2 separate regions of the Homo sapiens genome follow, and region 2 is linked to region 1. The links are chromatin loops, found by intact Hi-C in ENCODE. Cell type or tissue: breast epithelium. All regions are shown on one strand. Links, peaks and the distances in the headings refer to the core of each region. The heading gives the core; the rest is flanking DNA.

The links. A loop is a pair of places that touch in the nucleus more often than their neighbours do. Peaks named below come from ENCODE experiments on the same cell type or tissue, not always from the same donor. Only the 100,000 strongest peaks of a DNase experiment are listed, where the experiment ranks them.
Region 2: a loop joins it to region 1, with 24 times the contacts of the local background. A loop is called at or near these places in 2 of 110 quality-filtered maps.

The regions. Positions count from the first base shown.
Region 1 is chr17:70,027,526-70,038,618 of GRCh38, reverse strand. All of the region lies in intron 1 of LOC105371881 (a long non-coding RNA gene), which reads left to right. It overlaps LOC112267896 (a long non-coding RNA gene), which reads left to right and starts at 851. Exons shown (of 5, transcript XR_001752989.3): 1 at 851-937. It overlaps LOC124904053 (a long non-coding RNA gene), which reads right to left and starts at 2,440. Exons shown (of 2, transcript XR_007065891.1): 1 at 2,354-2,440. In breast epithelium, for the core only: no CTCF peak of the experiment used is centred there; no DNase peak of the experiment used is centred there.
Region 2 is chr17:70,085,582-70,096,674 of GRCh38, reverse strand. The region is part of intron 1 of KCNJ16 (potassium inwardly rectifying channel subfamily J member 16); the gene reads right to left. Among named protein-coding and RNA genes, the nearest start is that of KCNJ16, 16 kb to the right of the region's middle. In breast epithelium, for the core only: a CTCF peak has its summit at 6,716; no DNase peak of the experiment used is centred there; H3K27ac peaks cover 1,433 bases.

The DNA.
Region 1 (11,093 bases), core at 4,154-6,653:
ATGGCTATACCATTTTACATTTCTCTTAGCAGTGCGTGAGGCTTCTGTTTCTCTGCATCCTCAACAACTGTTATTGTCTACTTTTTTGTTATCACCATCCTTGTGGATGTGAGATAGAACCTCATTGTGGCTTAAACTTGCATTTCCCTAATGACTAAGATATTGGGCAATTTTTTTTATGTGCTTACTGATCATTCGTATATCTTCTTTGCTGAAAAGTTTCAATAGTTACTTTCTTTTTAATGTAAAAGTGTCATAATGGTTCTTATTTCAACTGATTTCATTTATATGTGGATGACAACGTAAAACGTGCAAAGACCAACCATTCTCCAAATAGAAAAGGGCTGAATAGGCTGGGCACTGTGGCTTATGCCTGTATTCCCATCACTTTCGGAGGCCGAGGTGGGTGGATCAGCTGAGGTCAGGAGTTCAAGACCAGCCTGACCAACATGGTGAAACTCTGTCTCTACTAAAAGTACAAAAAACTAGCTGGCCGTGGTAGTGCATGCCTGTAATCCCAGCTACTAGGGAGGCTGAGACAGGAGAATCACTTGAACCGGGGAGGTGGAGGTTGCAGTGAGCCGAGATTGCACCATTGCACCCTAGCCTGGGTGACAAGAGCAAAATTCTGTCTCAAAAAAAAAAAAAAGGCTGAATAATATTAGTAGTAGATATAACAATAAATACATTTTAGGAAATGTATGCTTCATGTTATAGTATGCAATAAAAATGTTTTATTAACACAAAAGTTTTCCATTAATTAACTTGAATTTCAATTGACACAGTTCAGTTTTTTTTTCTTTTTCTTAACTCTCTTTGCCACTCCTCAGTCCTACCCACTATAAACCTAAATACCATGGTAAGCTATTACAGCATTGGGAACAGATGGTGAAGTTTTCCATAAAAGAGAAAGGGAAACAGACCTGTCTGAAGCAAGGTAAGTAAACACAGAGCACATGAATGGTGAGAACGAAAATAGAGTGTTAAGTATAAATTAAAAATAGAAAGCATGATTACTCAACTTGCTTTGGGAAAAAAATCTTTTTAGAAAATGGCTAATAGAAAGTGTGCGTAAATCAAAAAATGTTTAAAAGTCTTTGGAACATGGCCATACAACATTATTGGGGACAATAAGTAAAACATTCAGCAACAGTAAAACAGAGTAGAAGAAATTATCTAGATAATTTAGTAACAATTCACACTTTTATAAGGGAATGCTTTTTGTCTTATTTTGTCTTTATGACAATAAAAAAAGCTGTTGACATAAGTCAAACAAGAGGATAATTATTATTCTCTTTTCCAGTTCTATTTTATGTATAGTCACAAATAGTAAAAGGAAGCCAGACTTTCTTCTTCTTCTTTGAGTTTCTTCTATTAATAAAAAGAGAAAATACGGAGTAATCACTATTGTTACCTACAATACAGGTTATTGCCTTGAACTGAGCCAGAAGACTCTTAGTTTGCTTGTTGCTGTTGTTATTGTTGTGGCTTTTGTTCTTTATTTGTTTCTCTGATTTAATATCCATATTTTGGAAAAAATACATAAGGCTTACTTTAATTTCCATATCCTCTTCACAAAATAGAACAGAAAGTGTAAAGTCTTCTCTTTGTGATGGAAGAATGTTTTTTCAATCTTTGAATTCATGTGTTGTCTTTGGAAAGAACTTCTGTTACTCTTCTAATCACCAATTTAGATAATCACAGGCTTTGTGGAGTGACTATATATACATGTCATGTGTGAACAGCATTAAATGATGGTTATTACTAATAACACCTTACCTTTGTGGGGTTTCCAATGTATAATACTTTAATATACATTGCCTCACATAATAATATATACCTCACAGTATAATTAGGGGAGTTATTATACCCACTTACAGATTTAATAATTGAGACTCACAGAACTTAACTAGCCAAAGAAATACAACCAGTAAGCAAGGATGCCCAGCCTTAAACTTGGCTTCATCTGGTTCCAAATGCTGCACACTTTCAAGATATAACTTTCAGTTCACAGCTAGAAGAGTTCTTCAGAAGAGGCATTAGAATAATAAATCAATATTAATTACTTATTTTAATAATTTACATTTGCATAAATAAGTTATTACATTTCTAAGAGGTACACATAGAGAAACATTTCTTATAGATGTTTCTTTTCATTAAAATCTTAGCGGTGAACAGAATATTTTGAAGCAAAAAATCTAGAAAGACAGAATAAGAGTTAATATTTGTATCTCCCAAGAACCAACCTGCCTTGCTCCAATTCCTTTGTTTATATCAGTATTTTATTTCTCTCTGGGAACATGCAAATGAAAAGTGACTACAAGCATACAGGAAATGCAGATGAATAGCTTACCCGTGAAACCCAGACACGGTGTATAGGCCTTGAAATTCCACCATTTGGCTTATTTAGTTTTGTCTTATTGGAGGCAGTGTTCTCAATTCCATTCTTGGCCACACCACTTTTATCTATGAGTGAGACCCACATGAACAGAGAGACCACAAAACAAGGTAAATTTCTTGGGCAGAAGCCGCCTTCACCATACTCTAGTAGGACCAGTTCTAGCTAATTACTTTAGAATTCTTCCCCCTGGCAGCAGACAAGGGAAGTGAGGAAGGACTGGATACAACTGGAAAATAGTCTGGCTGGCTTTAGGATACGAGTCCAAGGTCAACCTTTCATATACCCTTTGGGGTAAAGCCCACCCACTCAATTTTCAGGTGAGATGATGAAGGGTCCACTTCATCCCTTGAGCCATGGAGATGGTGGTAGTGTGGCAGAACAGGAGGAGCTCAAACAGCCTTAAGCTTATGAACCTCATGACTCCTTACTTAACCTCAGCCTTGCCTTAGAAGGTAGTTGTAGCCGGGCGCAGTGGCTCATGCCTGTAATCCCAGCACTTTGGGAGGCCGAGGTGGGCGGATCACAAGGTCAGGAGATGGAGACCATCCTGGCTAACACGGTGAAACCCCGTCTCTACTAAAAATACAAAAAATTAGCCGGGCGTGGTGGCGGGCGCCTGTAGTCCCAGCTGCTGGGGAGGCTGAGGCAGGAGAGTGGCGTGAACCCGGGAGGCGGAGCTTGCAGTGAGCCGAGATCACGCCACTGCACTCCAGCCTGGGCGACAGAGCGAGACTCCGTCTCAGAAAAAAAAAAAAGAAGGTAGCTGTAAAGATCAAATGGGAATATTCTTTGTGCAGTGACAGGCACACTCTCATTAAATTCCTTTTCTATGTAAAAACCAGGTGTAGCATAAAAGCTCAAGTATGGTACATTTGAAAGGGAATAAGAAAGGAGGAAAAGAAAGGAGATAGAAGAGGCAGTTACAATGATACAAAAGTTGGTGTTTCAGAGAACTCATTGATAAACATACATTATATATATATAAGTATACGTTATATATATATATATATATATATATATATATATATATATATATAAAAAATTTGGTATAACTTTCAGAGGGAGTATCAAGGCCTGCATAAGCACATGATTTAGTTCTTGCTAATATTCTTACTTCACCTTGTAACACTCACCCTCCTTGTCCGAACACCTTGCCTTTTCTTGGAAGAGGATATTACTTAGGGCAGCAAGTTCAACGATTTTTCTATCCAGAAAATTCTGCTGTCACTTATCCACATGATGTTACTCTCACTAAACCTATATCTGATTTTATATCATGCAGCACCTCCTTAGAACAACTTCTTTGGCCACCTATTTAAAATAGAAATTCCTGATTTCACTGGCAGTGTCTTATTCTTCTCCTTGTCTCATGCTTTCCAATGCACTTACAATGACCTGATAAAATATATTTACATTATAACATTTTTATATTTTTTATATATGTATATATATTTGTCCATTTGTTTATTATGTCTCCACTCCCATCTTCTCCATGTTACCCTAATATTCCAGGACTGGAAAAGAACATTGTCTTGTTTATTTCTGTATCTATAGACCCTAGAATAATGCCTTGCACATAGTAGACACTCAATAAATACTTGCTGAGTGAATGAACAAATATTTACTTCTTCATTTCAGACTCAAAACTAGGAAAACTGTGCATTTCAACGAGCCTAAACCATACAATGTAATGAAATATAAGTTAATTCCACATACGTAATGCATCTTGCAAGCCTTACTTAAAAGCAATTTCATGAAGTTATGTAAATATGTACAAGGGAATGCAATGCCTTATCATTGGCCATGAAATCCTGGCAGAAAACTAACATTGTGTTTCCATGTTGAAGGCCTTCCTGTGTGGTCACCAGCTTCTATGTTATCAGTTCATAGGAGTCTACACCTTTTTCCTTTGAGTCACTTCCTATGAGCGCACATTTGATTACGGTAATTAAAGAAAACGTCTTCCTATGTGAAATAAGGTGTGAGAAAACAATCAAAAAAGTAAAATGGTGAGAACATTTCTCTGAGCAAAAGCAATTTCCCCTTTGAAAGTGTTCTCTATTATGGTCTCTGTGGAGGCATCTATTTTCAGTTTATTACTTCTCAATGATGAAGAACAAACTCATCTCAAGGAACTAAAATATCAAGATAAGTCACAAAGGTCACAGTTGGTAGTCCTTGTCAATCAAAATTCATAAGGTGCAATTCCATTAAAATAAACTCACAAGAGTAACTTCCAGAGAGCTAGTAAGTTTCTTTGGGAAGAAGACTGCTCCTCCTGTATTGTATTACATTAACAGCATGACATATAAAAAAGACATCTTCCAGAATAACATATAAAAAAGACATCTTCCAAGGTTCCTAATGTATTTCTTTGCAGAATTTAGTTTATAAGATACTGAGGATTCTACATCCAGTATCTCCAGAAACTTATGTAATTTCCAAATGGCTCTTTTTACTCGGAATTATGTTCGATCATTTAACACACAGTTTGAACCTTTGTTATGTACATTACACTGTGCATGGTTACATTTTAATTATAGTGTTAAAAATCAAGAACCTTTGCATACAAATCACTGTGTCAGGTGTGACTAAAAAAAACAATGATGATCAAGGTATGGTTTCCTACTTCAAAGGGTACCCAACTTAAGTGGTATGGACCATCAAAATACATATTATCTAGATAGCAAGAAAGCATAATAATATTACCAGGAAGTGGATGATAAAAGAAAATGAATGCCTCAGATGCAATTGGCTAGAAAAACAGGGAGAAGAGGAGGAGATACTACTTTCAGGCTATGGCAGGTAAATGGCTTATCTTGGTCACCATCCCAATTGAGGGTGGAGGGAAAATAATTTCTTTGCCCTTTGATCCCACTTGGCTCACATTAGCAAAACCATAAACTACTCTAGTTACTATCTCTAGAAAGCTTTCCCATCTGAGCACATATTGCTTTGGGCACACAAATGATACTATTTAGCAGTAGATGCATATGTGATAAATTACTTTTATAAGCTTTCATATGAGAGAACTTAGTTATTCTCTACCTTTTTCATCCATCAATAAGAATAGTACCTGTAAATGGGATGCATTACTAGATTCTGAAAGAAGCTAATGTTTGTGTTTGGTTAGTGTTGACTGCTTGCTCAAAGGGATTAAACGTGAAAGTACCTCAAGAAATAATGATATGCAAAAGTATGTTTCCATCCCCATTTTGTGGGAAGAAAAATGGTAAAGAAGCATCAGTCACACTTTGTGTCTTTGTGAGAAACAAAGAGTATAAAATCTGATTTCCCAGCATCTAAACATCCTTTGAATATGAGGCGAAATCCTTTGATAAGCAAGACAAGCACATCATTTATCATCTAAACCTGAATACATTTTGGAATAAAGGGAGCATTATTCATCATTACTCCTGAACAATGGGCTAAAATCATGGCTATTACCACAAACCAAGATTTGTGGCTACTCAAAGGATAGGTAGAGGTTGATGTGGTTTGGCTCTGTGTCCCTACCCAAATTTCACCTTGATTTGTAATAATCCCCACATGTCAATAGTGGGATCAGGTGGAGATAATTGAATCATGAGGGCGGTTTCCCCCATGAGGTTCTCATGATAGTGAGTAAGTTCTCAGGAGATCTGATGGTTTTTTAAGGGGCTTTTCTCCCTTTGTTTGGCACTTCTTTCTCCTACCATCATGTGAAGAAGGACATGTTTGCTTCCCATTCTGCCATGATTGCAAGGTTCCTAAGGCCTCCCCAGCCACACTGAACTGTGAGTCAATTAAAACTCTTTTCTTTATAAATTACCCAGTCTCAGGTATGTCCTTATAGCAGTGTGAGAATAGACTGACACAGAGGTGGAATTACACTTTCTACTATAAAACAAAAGGAGCATAAAGTATATCTTGCCTTTTCCTCTGGTGATATGGTTCGGCTGTGACCCCACCCAAATTTCATTTTGAATTGTAGCTCCCATAATTCCTATGTGTTGTGGAAGGGACATGGTGGGAGATAACGGAATCATGGAGGCAGTTTCCCCCATAATATTCTGGTGGTAGTGAGTAAATCTCATGAGATCTGATGGTTTTATAAAGGGAAACCCCTTTCACTTGGCTCTCATTCTCTCTTGTCTGCCACCATGTAAGATGTGACTTTTGCCTTCTGCCATGATTGTGAGGCCTCTCCAGCCATGTGGAACTGTGAGTCCATCAAACCTCTTTTTCTTTATAAATTACCCAGTCTCAGGTATGTCTGTATCAGCAGCATGAAAACGGCCTAATACATCTGGGAACCTAGACCCTGAACATATTAACAGCTCAACTAATCAGAAGCTGTGGCCTGCATTTGAAACTGAAAAAAAAAGGAAGAGAAGTGAAGGTATAGAGTCAGAATTTTTTCACTGTAATCTGGAGATTCCCAGTGGCATAACAACGAATATTTAGAGACAGTGGATACTGGCAGAGCAGCAGCCAGTGTCCAGGGGTGAAGGCACAAGAGACAGCAATATCAAAGGTTTGTTTGTCAACAGTGATACCATGAAGTCCACTGGGGACTCCTTGGCTGCACCTTTACTTCCTTGATTTCTCCCTGAGTCTGGTTCTCCAGCTTGAATCTGAGAGCTATTATAGATCTGATGAGCAATCCCTTTTCTGCTTAAGTTAACCAGAGTGGGTTTGTTGGTTTCTATTCCAAACAAGAATTCTGACTGGAACTAGTATGTTAGATTCCACAGATGATGATGAAGATGATGATTTTTCTCTTGACCATTTTAAATTGAGTGCCTCACATATTAACTGGGGATTGCACTGACAATATAATAGCATTTCTCTAATGATACCTTTTGGTTTTTAAATACTTTACTAAAAATAAGTATGAATTTTGTAACCTAAATCCTTTCCCTTTCTAGTCTTCTAAAAAAAGAAATCAATAGGGGCATTATGAAAGAAAGAGCCTGAGATATTTTAAGAAGTCACATACTGCTCAGTTGAAATAAAATATTCAGGGCTTTTGAGGCCCTTGTCAAATTATTTACCTTCATTTTTAGATGTAGCAGCTGAAGTACTGAAATAAACAAATATTCATTTGGAAGATTACAGATGGTGAATATTAACTGCTGTGTATATCAAATTTTTAATGGAGCTTTATAATTATAGTTAATGGATTTCATAATTGCTAGGGGCCTAGGGAAACGGAGAAATGTAAAGGATGCTAGAAAGCCAAGGAAGATAAATATTTGTTGGGATGGAGATATATAACACACTCATTGAAGTTTTCTAATTTAGGAGAATATGGAAGGAGAGCATGTGGTCCTTGTCTATGAATTGGAGGTCTCACAATAATAATGCAAAATCCACAACTTTCTACCAGAAGACAATTACCAGAGGACCTCAATTGGACTAGTAAGAGTCAGAACTTCTATCAGTTTGGTTTACGAGTCAGTGAATTACTGGGAACCACCTGATACTGCTGCAAAATGCGTAAGGGGAGCTGGAGCAGTATGAGTGGCCTCTTTTTAAGGAGAATGGAAAGGGAATAGCTCTAGAGCCCTGTAATTAGATTTGATCTGCCTTAGGACACATTCTGCTTATTTGGATGACAGCTTGGGACCCAATTCAACTTCTTGTGAATGGCTATTAAAGATGGGAGACCTAGCAGCTGCCAAGTTATGATCCAAGGTTAATTACCAAGCATTCTTTCCATCACATATCATGTCCAGCACATGGGAAAAAACCTAAACTATAAGACAATATTGCTTTGAGACCCAGGGTGGAAAATTAGGATATAATGAACTTTTGGTACCACTTGTTACTTCCCAATCCATTGAAGCTACATAAGTAGAACTTTTTTTTTTTTCTAAGAGAGTGTTAAGAGTGTAGAATTAGATTGGCTAATGAAAATGAGCTAAAAGAAGCGGAAAAAATGATTTCCTTACTCATGTATCCCTCTAGTTAACTTAAACTCTATTTGAAACAATACATTACCTTACTACATAAATTTTTTGACATAATTAATAGTCACAAAATTTAAATAGAGGATTTGCAACATCCTCCTGGTATTGTCTTGGAGGTGACTAGCTGTACAGAGCAAAAGACAAAGAATAAAGATGGCTGACTAGACACAGCTAGGAAGAGCTTCTTCCATCTAGAGCCATCAGACTCCCAAGCAGACCAGTATACTCCAAATAGAGATCCTTCTGACAGAATGTGCTGAGAGTGAATGAAGAGACAATGCAGACACAGGAGCTGAAGAAGGAGGAAGTTGGGAACCCTGTGTGCAACTGATGAACACCAGAACTCATTCCTGACCCTGAGCCACTCCTAAGGATAGTGGTGAGTGAAATAACTGCAGTGCAACCTACTCTTGCCACAGATCTCCCGTGTCTTGGCTGCAGAGCTTATGACCCCTATGGACAAGTAAGTTGACAGGGAGATCTGCGTGGAGCATCGGCAGAGACAGAGCCTGAGTCTATGCAGAGCCCAGGGGGTTTGGTGTGGAGATAGCTGCAAAGGAAATCAGCAATAGGTGCCTATCCCCCAAGGTTCTCCATACTCCCCCAGCTGGCTCTGACCTTTGCTAACAGTCAGGCCTGCAGACAGCAGGGCTGTGGAACCACAGTGAGTATGATCTATGTTCCCCCTTGTCTGCCAGTCCCTCCCGGAGTCCCTACCTGGAGGCTCCTTTGGGAGTGGACACGCAGTGCAGCCTCCACTGCTCTGCTGGAGCACATTTGCCAGTGACCACTGCCATAGCACTTTTACCAGCAGCCCCCTGCCACCTGCTGGAATGTTTTTTTGTTCCAGCTAGCCCCTGCTATCACACTGGAGCACTTTCATTAGCAGCCCCCAAGGGAGTGCTTTTGTCAGTAGCCTGGGAGCACCTTGGGCCCCCCCACCCCAGCACAGCTACTGCTTGATCTTGAGGGGCCAGAGGACAAAGCTATCAGCCTAGTCCCAGCTGCCTGGATTTAGAGAATGCAACCCAGGAATGTGGAACTGAGCCTTGGCCCTCTGAAGGCATCTAGAAATGAAGCCAATCTACCATACCTCAAGGGAAATGAAGAACATAAAAACAAACAGCCCCACCCAAAGGATATCAACTTAAAAGAATAAAGTTATATTAGTCCTCACAGATAAGAAAGAACCAGCACAAGAACTCAGGCAACTCTAACAGCCAGAGTGTCTTCTTATCTCCAAACAACTACACTAGTTCCCCAGCAATGGTCTTTAACCAGATTGAAATGGCCGAAATGACAGATATAGAATTCAGAATCCAGACAGCAAAGAAACTCAATAAGGTACAGAGGAAGGTTGAAACCCCATCCAAGGGCAACAGTAAAACAATCCAAGAGTTGAAAGATAAAATAGCCATCTTAAGAAAGAACAAAACAACTTCTGGACTTAAACAATTTATTATGGGAATTTCAGAATTCAACTGGAAGCATTAACAACAGAATAGGCCAAGCTAAGGGAAAAATCTCAGAGCTTGAAGACCATTCCTTTGAATCAACACAGGCAGACAAGAATAAAGAAAAAATAATCAGAAAAAGGAAAAAAAGCCTTGATTTAAGAAATGTGAGAGACTGTGTAAAGAGATCAAACATATGACTCATTTGGCATTCATGAAAGAGAAGGAGAAAGAGTAAGCAACTTGGAAAATGCATTTGTGTATATGGTCCATGAAAATGTTCTCAATATCACTAAAGAGGTCAACATGCAAATTCAAAAAATTCAGAAAGCTTTTGTGAGATACTATACAAGACAACCATCCCTGAGGCACATAGTCATCAGATTCACCAAGGTCAACACAAAAGAAAAAATCTTAAAGGCAGCTAGAGCGAAGGGGCATGCCACTTTCAAAGAGAACCCAGTCAGGCTAACAATGGATCTTTCAGCAGAAACCTTACAAGCCAGAAGAGATTGGGGGCCTATTTTCAGCATCTATAAGGAATAGAAATTTAAACCAAGGATTTCATATTCTGCCAATCTAAGCTTCATAAGTGAAGGAGAAATAAAATCCTTTCAGACAAGCAAATGTTAAAGGAATTCATTACCACTAGAACTGCCTGAAAAGAGGTCCTTAAAGGAGTGCTAAACAATGAAATAAATGAAATGAAAGAAAGGTACCTGCCACCAGAAAACTCTTAAGTACATAGCCCATGGACACTATAAAGCAACTACACAATCAAGTCTACTTAACAACCAGCTAATAACACAATGACAGAATCAAATTCTCACTTATCAGTATTAACTTTGAATGTAAATGGAACAATGCCCCATTTTAAGTGGGACATGCCCACTTAAAAGGCATAGAGTGACAAGTTGAAAAAAGAAACAAAACCTTTCTGTCTGCTGTCTTCAAGAGACTCATCTCAGATGTAACGACACTGATAACCTCAAAGTAAAAGATTTCAGAAATATGTGTCATGCAAATTGGAAAAAAGAGCAAGAATTGCTATTTTTATATCAGATATAACAGACTTGAAACCAACAATGATCAAAAAGGACAAAAAAGGGCATTATATAATGATAAAGGGTTCAATTCAACAACATAACTATCCTAAATATATATGCAGTCAAAGTTGTAACACCCAGATTTATAAAACAATTTCCTGGAGACCTATGGAGAGACTTAGATAACCACACAATAATAATGGGAGACTTCAACATCCCACTGACAGGATTAAACAAA
Region 2 (11,093 bases), core at 5,384-7,883, 57 kb before region 1:
GTACATATTGTCACATCAATAGTACAAAAGATTGTTAATTTAGAAATATAGGCACCTATTATGATGTAATAATAATGATAGTTATTATTTATTGAATAAGCATTACATATTGGAACTTTGGTAATTGTCTTACAGAAATTATCCTTTAATTCTCAAACAACTTTAGAAGGTAGGTGCTAATGTTACTATAAAAATTTTTAAATAAATTAAAAATTAAATAAGTTCATAATACTTTTCCATGCTTACAAGTTGAATAAAAGGTATTGGCAGAATTTCAATGGAAACAATCTTATATGAGAGACCACATATTTCTCAGTGAATAAGGGCAAAATGGACCTAAGAAAATAGAGCCAATTTGAACTATCCACAGGCAAATGTCATATGACCTCTAAGTAGTTCCACAAAGAAAACAACCACCCAAATCAGACTGTATGCAGGACACTCACAAGCAGTGAGGCTTTTGCTGAAATGGACTGGAAAAAGGATTGAGTAGGCTGGGTGCGGTGGCTCATGCCTGTAATCCCAGCACTTTGGGAGACCCAGGTGGGCGGATCACGAGGTCAGGAGATCAAGACCATCCTGGCTAACACAGCGAAACCCCGTCTCTACTCAAAAATACAAAAAATTAGCCAGACATGGTGGTGGGCGCCTGTAGTCCCAGCTACTCGGGAGGCTGAGGCAGGAGAATGGTGTGAACCCGGGAGGCGGAGCTTGCAGTGAGCCGAGATAGTGCCACTGCACTACAGCCTGGGTGACAGAGCAAGACTCCATCTCAAAAAAAAAAAAAAAAAAAAAAAAAAAAAAGGATTAAGTAATATAAAATGCCAAATTATCACAGATTTGAGCTAGATCAAAGGGATCTTGACCCAAGTTTGAATCAGTTTCAACATTTTTTTTGGTACCACATTTGATATCCAGTGGCCCTAAATGATTTCCTAAATCTGGGCAGGGCTAATCTTGCCATTTAAAAGATTCTGTATAGAGATCCTAATAAAGATTGTGGAAATAAACAACGATCATCTGAACCAGAACAAGCAGAAATTATTTATCCAGAGCTTGCAAGGAAGACAGGCACGATCACTTTTGTTTGCCAGAGACTCACAGGCAGGCAGAGGAGTGGAAAATCTTTATAGTAGAAAGAGTAGAAAAGCTTCACGTTTGCCCTGATCAAAAGCTGTTGGCTGAGGAAGCTGGAGGTAGGCTATGTGGAAGCCGGGCTTCCTCTATAAATGGTTTGAGGAGCACATTTTCTTTTTCTGGTTGGTTCTAGGTTAGAAGTGAAGGCAAGCATAAGGAAAGCTGAGAGTCATTGACCAAGTTCTGACCATTTTGGGCCAAATGGCTACAAAGGTTATGATTGGGCTTCCTGGGCTGGTTCCTGCAGAGATTATGGTCAAAGTTGTTTTGTCTTACATGGTCTGGCCAGTATTTATTTGTATATTCAGCATCTCAAGATAAAAAACATAGTATGGTGGTAAATGCTACGTGGGACAGCAGCTTTACACAAACATGTTTCTTAAGCCTATAGCCCACACCAATACTTATAAATTGAGCTATTTGTGAATTAAACAAACAAAAGTAAATTATTCATATGCTCACATAAGTTGAATCAAGAAAATAATATCTAATTGCTTTTTTTTAGGGAAGCTTGGTTTTCTTAGAAGTCTGTCTGTTAGCCAATATATGAAAGGTTGATTGATTTAATTATAATTGAATCTGTCTGAACTTAATAAAACCTACTGTGACAAATGCTCAGTGATGACTGGTGATGATTTTCTGTGGACAAATTCTACGGCCTTGCAAGATAGGATTTGGAGAGCAAGAGTTCCTGCCGTTTCTCAGGACTGGTTAACTCTAGCCAGTAAGATGTGTCATGTTCTTGGAAACATGATTTGCCTACAGTGCAATTTACTTTCAAGTGTAATTCTATGTAGCGTCCTAAATTGTTTCAAACCTGCGGGGGACAGTGGTATAATAAATTTCAGCCCTATCAAATCTACCACCTCGAATTTGTTTAATCACAAAAAATTAAGAAAATATATGTTATTCCCCCCACCTTTCACCTCATTGACTAATAAATAAGTGCAATGGATGGTTACAATAATTTAAATACCTCACCTTCCCATCCTTTCATTCTAGATAATCTCTGTAGATAAAATACATACTTTTATTAATTGTTAGCAGTTCAAGTTCTTTCAACTTTTACAATTTCTCAAATTTCTAATTGCAACACTTACTACTGTTTTCTTCATGTAGATGTTTTCTCTTGTAGAAAGATACAATTGATATTCCCACCTTTCCAACTTCCCTTACCCTCCAAAGCTTGAAACTATTGCTATTCCTGCCATGAAAATAAAGACCTAAAGACAGTCTTGGCCAAAATAGTTGAGACAGTTATTCCATGGAGACAATTCTTGAAGGTTACTTTTATTTTCACTTTGAGTTTTTCCAAAGCCTTAAGTAAATGCAAATGTCACAATTGTTATTTCTCTTTAGGCTGTGAATTCTGGAAAATATAAAGGAAGCTTCAGAACACAGGGCTGTCTGGGGCACAAGAGACATTATGGAAGAAAACCTGAGTCATGAGCCATTGCATCAATACCAAATCGCAATTTAAACCAAGTTTATAGGATAAATATTTTTGACAATGCTTCATGTCTTTCACCTTTCCTAATCCATCATTAATTATTCCCCTTATTTGCCCTTTTTATTTGTTTTTTTTTTCCTTACTCCTTGTGAAACATGTTCTATTTTTTGTTATCTGTACTAAGATCGCCTGCTTGCTGACACCTAACCATATTCCAATAGTTATGGCAAATTACAGAATAATTGGCCAAGCCTCTTGAAAAGAATGAAAGATTTAAATAATAAGTAGAAAAATAAGTGCTTCCATGTGGTATTATCTTACCTCCCAATAATGGCCATAAGAAACTAAAAGCACAGTAAAAGAAAGAATTATTAGTAAGAAAATGAAAACAAAGCCCTCCTTCATTTCACTATGTTTCTCTACCCTTTTATAAGGAAAGCATGGAATCTCCTGGAGTCTCTCATTTTCTTGTCATCACTATCTATTATGGGTTAAATTGTGTCCCAGAAAAAGAAATTTTGAAGTTCTAACTCCTAGTACCTGCAAATGAGACCTGATTTGGAAATAGGGTCTTTGCAGATGTAATCAAGTTATGATAAAGTCATTAGAGTGGGCCCGGATCCAATACGACTGGTGTCCTTACAGGAGATCTGGACACAGACACACACACACAGAAGAATTCAGGTGAAGATGAATTGCACTGCTACAAGGAAGGAAAGCCCGGGGCTAGCAGAAGCTAAAAGTGGAAAGGGGACATTCTCCCTTAGAGGCTTCAGAAGGAGCAAGGCCCTCCCAACACTACACCTTGGCTCAGACTTCTAGCCTCTTGAACTGTGAGAAAATACATTTCTGTTGTTTTATGCCACCCAGTTTGCAATGCTTTGTCAAAGCAGCCTTAGACAAATAATACTATAGAGCATCCACACTTGCGTCCAAAAGGTTATTTCACCTTTTTCAGATTTTCTTCCATTTCTTCCTTTCTGAGGAATCTTTTACTAACTTTCAACCTTTGCAAATTGATGGACGTGTTGGTTATATTTTATGTGTCAGCTTGACTGGCGAAGGGTTGGCCAGATAGCTGGTAAAACATTACTTCTGGGTGTGTCTGTGAGGATGTCTGGCATTTGAGATTAGCATTTGAGTCAGTAGACTGAGTAAAGAATGCCCTCGCTAATGTGGGGGGCATCATGCAATCTGCTGAGGGTCTGGATGGAACAAAATGGTGGAGGAAGGACAAACATCTTTTCCTTTTTCTGGAGATGGGGCATCCATATTCTTCCCTCAGCCATCAGAGCTTCAGGTTTTTGGACCTTTGGACTTTAAATAAAATTTATACCATTGGCTTCCAAAATTCTCAGACCTTCTTAATCAGACTGAATTTCAGCACAGTTTTTCTAGTTCTCCAGCTGCAGATGGCATATTGTGGGACTTCTTAGCCTGCATAATTGAATAAGTCAGTTTTCATTATGAATCTCATCTATCTATCTATCTATCTATCTATCTATCTATCTATCTATCTATATCTATCATCTATCTATATCTATCTATATCTATCTGTCTATGTATCTATCTATCTATCTATCTATCTATCTATCTATTGGTTCTGTTTCTCTAGAGAACCTTGACTAATACAATGGACTAGTACATATTTCAGTTATTTCGAACTGTAAAACCAACTGCCTCTTACATAACTCATGCTCTGAGTTTGTTTTTCAGAAATGCTATTCTTAGGTTGTAAAACATCCCATGGTCAGGAAGTGATAAAAATCTTAAAATGTTGTTCTTTGACTTCACATGGTATCTACAGATCCATATTTTCTTGGAGGAAGGTAAACTTGCATATATGGTTTATTCCATAATTGTAAATATACAGGCTAAAAGTAGAAAACACTTATGTAAAAGATGTGATTTGAGTCATTTTGATCCTATATGGAAACTAAGACTCATAAAACAATAAAAACACAATGAAAAACAAAATTAGGAACTTGCTATGGTTCATTCCAATGTGCTTTTAGGTAGATGTTTTAGGTTTCTGTTATTTATAATGCAAAACAAATTTTAGCCTTTTTGGTGTTGTGTAGCATTCTTTTTTCTGTGTTAAGAATGAGGCTTAGCTTACACAATGCAAATAACCACAACCCCCCTCCAACCCAATAAATTACAGCTCTCACCCAAGCTGTCACAGGACATGGAATGTTAACATTTACTTGCATAGACTGATGAACTCCACACTCCCCGATTAAATGTAAATATTGCCCTGGAAATAAGTAAGGGAGAGGTGACTCTTGATAAAGTACATCAGGATGATTCAAGGGTATGTATTCAGTTCAAGCAAAGCAGCCCTTAAGTGTCTAATGAAGCCCTACCTAGGTAATAGCAAGAAACTAAAGGCTTATCTGGGAAAACAGCAGAAAACTATATTCTGCAACCAGTAGAATAGATGCCATGGAAACATCAGAGGAGTGGTGTGTGTGTGTGTGTGTATGTGTACTGGGGGATAAGGTGGGGTGCTGAGTGGAAGGAGCACCCCAAACAAATACTGCATGTTTACTTGTTTGCAGCAAATCCTATTAAGGAGAAAATCCCATTATTTATCATTCCTAAGCCTAAATTTTGATTCTTTGACCCCTGTAAATGCGTACTATTCCATAGGCCTCTCCTGCACTGTGTTGGAGGAGGGTAGCTGGTTGTTAGCAAATTTATGATGTATAAGACGTGATTGTAGTCCACAGGAAGTTAGTAAGCTATTTAGAAGGCAAGATATAACAAACAGGAAATTATCTTATCACTTAAGTTGTGTTTTGACTTCAATTTTATTTTAGTTAACAGTCAAATGAGTGGGAAATGGTGACAGATGATGGTCAAATGAGTAGGAGAGGAAGTAGACAGCATGAGTGAGTTCTGAGGAGGACCTACTCATGATTGGTGTAATTCTTCTGAAAAGGTGTTGTGTAAAGGGTAGATTGGGCTATCACTTTGAAAGATATGCTTAGATGGATGAAAGTCAAGTAGGGGAGAACTTAACATTCTCCAGATGGGAGAAAGAAACAAGGCATTTTTGTAAAGTGGGAAGGCTGGAGTCATATAAGAGAAGTGGAGGCAGAGAAGGCCAAAAGATCAAGCTGAGTCAAAACTGGGAAAACATTCACCGGTTAGGCTAAGGATTTTGAATCTTTGTTTCATAGCCACAAATGTCCTAAAGAATACTTCTGGACAATGTTTTTGTTACATTGCTGGCAACTGAGCTAAACAAAATGGTTGACACTTTTTCAGGTGATCTAAGTGGGTTAGCGGTATTGTGAGTGGGTTAGCGGTATTGTGAGTGGGTTAGCGGTATTGTGAGTGGGTTAGCCATATTGTGAGTGGGTTAGCGGTATTGTGAGTGGGTTAGCCGTATTGTGAGTGGGTTAGCGGTATTGTGAGTGGGTTAGCGGTATTGTGCACTATTTCATATATCCCTGCTAACCCGGGTAGATAAATCAAAAATTACTGAAGAGAAACTATAGAGCCTGATCATCCAAAATGATACTCTTGGGTTTTTCAATGTCTATCGTATGAACTTACTAAATGCACCCAATGAATTGGCAACACATTCTGTAAGTAGGACTCTGTGCCAGAATGAGGCTCATAATTCAGGCTAGAAAAGAAAAGTACCTGGGAAAATAAAGTCCAAGTGTTTCCATTGACCTCAATTACCCAAATAATGTGTGCAATGTTATCCAGCCAAAATGTAACAAAGGTGATCTGTTTTCTACTAGCTAAAGGTTTGTGAGATGACAGTGTTTTTAGGTCAGCTTTTCTCCTTATCTTAGAGTTTTCAAGCCTGTAGAATTTTCTTTAAAGGGAAAAACAAAAAACCCAGAACAATTACCCCCATTCAATCACAAAATCACCACCATCAGCCTTTCCATCCCTGTCCCTTTGGACAGAAGCAGAAACAGCCAGTTCTGCCTAGATTCCAGTTGCCCTGTTTTACCAGCACAATTACTTTGGCAGGAAGATAAGTAAGTGATTAAATCTGGGGTGGAGGCTAAAAAAATTAATGCTTGGGCAAATGATTTAACAGTGTCCTTGAGGTGCAGTGAGACAGTTGAGGCTGGATGGAAGTGGACTACACCAGTTTCCCTGTCGAGATCCCCTCTTTCAAAGCAGCAGTGCATAATTTAAACTTAGACCTGCAGTGGTGGAAGCAGTTATTACCACGGTTACAAAGTGTTAGCAGGATCGGCCTTTATCTTGAGTGTGATATAATTAGAGATTCTAAACAGAGTTAGTCAGAGGTGTGTGTTCTCTGTAAATACTGGAGTAACTAACTTTTAATCTTTTTATGTACATATAAATTTGATAAACAGAGATGTGGTAACCTTTTGAAAAAATGTCACTTGCGGTTGTAAGTCTAGTTTATAGCTAAATGTTTTCCCTCCTTCCCAGCAAGTTAAGATTATTTAATAGAGTGCCCTCGGGTTATAGACTACAGCAACTATGGAAACCCTGTAGTTTTATGCTTCAGTAACTGCAGGCATTATGTTTTTTTCACTGCCTCCCTCAAGTCACAGATTCCACCTTTGGGAACTATTAAAACATACAAACAAACAAACAAAAATTTTAAATGGTTTTGGGTGATGTTTTTCAACTTCAGGAATCTGGAAATGCTGAGAGTTAAATAAAAGTAAACATACTTATTCCCTCTTTTCTAGTAATTAAAACTCATATGCAAATTATGCAAGACTCTTAAATTAATTTAAAAATAAAAACTTACGGGGCCAACTGAAGTGGCTTAGACCCCAAAATTCCTGCTGTAGAACAGTCCTCAGAAAAAGAGTGAAATAAATGAGGATAGCGTGGCCCCAAGCATACGGCATGGTACCTGGCACAGAGTTGATACGTAACAACTACTGTATGAATTGAAACCATTTATAGGTTCAGGAAGAGGACATATAGGGATCAGAAGAAGAAATTGGCTTGATTTGCCTGTTTGTATTCCTGTGTTACATACAGCAACGTAGGACCAAAGTAGCCGGTTACAAAATGAGAAAAGCAAAAGAAAGAAAACTTTCACACGTTCTGGTGGAAACGAGACTAAAAACCTTTTCTCATTAAGTTTTAAAATCGAATTTGACTTTTTAAAAGTCAATTTTAAATTCAATTTTAAATTGAATTGACTTTTTAAACTGAGGACTTTTATATTACCAAGCCATATTAGATCTACATATTTTAAGTCATTCAAGCCATAGGACTAAAATCGGCCACTAGGCAAAACTATTGTGGTATAATGGTCAGAATCACATAAATAAACAGGTCATGCCACCTCCTTAATTTTTTTCCTAAGTTTCCTAGTTAGAAAAAAAAAAATCACTTGGCCTTATTTGATTTCTTTTCAATGGCAGCCACTAACCATTTTGAATATAGCCAAAGTGTACCATAAGTTACCCAAAAGAGGTAACTTTTCTTTCCATAGAGGACAAAATTTAATGAATAATTTGGAATTAACCCTGGTGACAAGCTTTAATCCCCTGGGAATGTTACCATTTCTAAAGTGCCTGTTATGAGTTGGTTGTTTCAATTTCATTGCCCCAATATCCCTAAGACAGGGGTCCTCAACCCCCAGGCCAGGGACCGGGACCAGTCCATGGCCTGTTAGGAACCGGGCCGCACAGCAGGCGGTGAACAGCAACAGCAGACATCCAGCATTACCATCTGAGCTCCTCCGCCTGCTGGATCAGCGGCAGCATTAGAGTCTCATAGAAGCACGAATCCTATTGTGAACTGCACATCCGAGGGATCTAGGTTGTGCGCTCCTTATGAGAATCTAACTAATGCCTGATGATCTGAGATGGAACAGTTTCATATCCCCTCTCTCCTCCATCCGTGAAAAAAATCGTCTTCTACAAAACCAGTATCTGGTGCCAAAAGGGTTGGAAACCGCTGCCCTAAAAGCTCTGTATCACAGCTATCGTTGATCCAATTTGAAAAGAAAACAGTTTTGTGGTGGTGAGGTGCCTTGGCCTAGACTACTGGTTTTCAAACTTTTTTCTTTTTCTTTTACTTTTTTTTTTTTTTTTTTTTGAGACAGAGTCTTGCTCTGTCGCCCAGGCTGCAGTGCAGTGGCGTGGCGCTATCTCGGCTTCACTGCAAACTCCACCTCCCAGGTTCAAGCGATTCACCTGTTCTAGCGTTTGACATTTCCTTTTACGTAATTGCAACTTCTAAACTAAAGATCAGATCATACACTGGCATATTTTTCTTATTCTTGTTTTATTCATTGTTGGTACTTTTCTGATTTGATTCCTCATGAAAATAACAAACAACATTTGTGGTAGCACTTTGGAACTTAAGCCTTTTACATCGTCACATTTTATTATTTATTTATTTATTTATTTTGAGACAGAGTCTCAGTCTGTCATCCAGGCTGGAGTGCAGTGGTGCAATCTCGGCCCACCACAACCTCTGCCTCCCGGGTTCAAGCGATTCTCCTGTCTCAACCTCCCGAATAGCTGGAATTACAGGCGCCTGCCACCACAACCGGCTAATTTTATTTTTGTATTTTTAGTAGAGAACGGGTTTCACCATGTTGGCCAGGCTGATCTCGAATTCTTGACCTCAAATGATCCGCCCACCTTGGCCTCCCAAAGTGCTGGGATTATAGGTGTGAGCTACCGCGCCTGGCCTCCTTAAGATTTTTCTATGACAGAAGTAAAAGAGGAAAGAGGACACTGTAGTGGTTGGATGGTAAATGAAAGAAAAACAGAGGCCAGAATTGAAACCCTGGAATTTGAGTTTCCCTATCTGTCTTACACTAACATCACTTAATTTACCTGAGTCTTAGTATTCCTATTGCCATAATAAGAATTCTACTACCACTTCCTCTCACTACTCTCACAGAGTTGTTTTAAAGATAATGTCTATAATCCCAGCTCTTTGGGAGGCCGAAGCAGGCGGATCACCTGAGGTTGGGAGTTCAAAACCAGCCTGACCAACATGGAGAAACCCTGTCTCTACTAAAAATACAAAAAAAAAAAAAAGTAGCTAGGTGTGGTGGCAGGTGCCTGTAATCCCAGCTACTCGGGGGGCTGAGGCAGGAGAATATCTTGAACCCGGGAGGTGGAGCTTGCAGTGAGCTGAGATTGCACCATTGCACTCCAGCCTGGGTGACAGAGTGAGACTCTGTCTTGAAATAAATAAATAAATAATAAAATGTGACAATTGATGTAAAAGGCTTAACTTCCAAAGTACTACCACAAATGTTGTTTGTTATTTTCATCAGGAATCAAATCAGAAATTGTACCAACAATGCACAAAACAAGAATAACAAAAATATGCCAGTGTATGATCTGATCTTTAGTTTAAAAGCTGCAATTACGTAAAAGGAAATGCCAAACACTAAAATGAAGTTTATAAGGACCTTCAGAAGCCCAGTCATCCTCAACATGAATGTACTAATCGTTTCTTGGATAGGAAAACTGCCAATTTTTTTCCCAACTTAAATAGTAAACATCCTATTTCTTCAAGAGGCATTCTTCCATGGATGTTGAAAAAAATGATGAATAAATAACCATTTTTGTAAAATAATTTCTTGATCTGTAAACAATCTTAACAGCTTTTTGTCTTAAGCAGTGCAGTTTTCTTTTATTCACAGAACACTGAACATATTTTACCTTTAAAAATACACTTTTCTTGTGCTCACCTCTGGCTTTTGTTTGATAGTCTCTCTGAAAATACACGTTTGACTTCATTAGTAATATGTGTTCTGAACCAAGGAAATACAGAATTTACTATGCAATAAATGGCAAACAAAATATTTTAGTGGATGACTTCAGATCATTGTTACTCTTCATTAACTAATTGTAATAAAAAATAAAAGTTAAGATTGCTTCACTTTCTCACAAAAATTCTCATTGTAAGTATTTCCATATCAAGAGCAGTATTTCTAACAAATCAATATTTGTATAATATTTATATTATCTTGAATTAATTAAGTAAAGACTTTTTAAACTAAAGAAACCTGTCGAGGCCTATTGGGCTCTAATTTTATTGACATTTTCCCCATCAAATAAATGGTGTCACAGTTGAATATTTGGTATAAAAGGCAGCAAACTTCCATCTGTCGTTGGGACCATAAAGAATGGTTACATTTTCCCCCATCAATAAAACATTACTTTCGTTAGATTTGGTATTATCCTTGCTCAATGGAGTAAAATCTTTATTGATTTTTCTGTTTGTATTTATTGATTTTGAGGGAAATAACAAATTCTTATGCTGGAACATCTAGTGTTCTGCCCATTGAATAAAGTGAAGATATTCTCTGTGGTTTGCTTTTTTTATTCCTTAAATGCTTTGATAGAGAAAGAATAAGCTAGCGGTTGATGTATGAAATAGACTACTTCAATAAAATCAATCATCAGAGGCATAGAGCAGAATTGAGGTGGTAGGGTTTCATTCTCCTTTATTATTTCAATGCCTGAGCATTTCTCAGGATTTCACTTGGAGTTATGTACAAAGGTGTCTT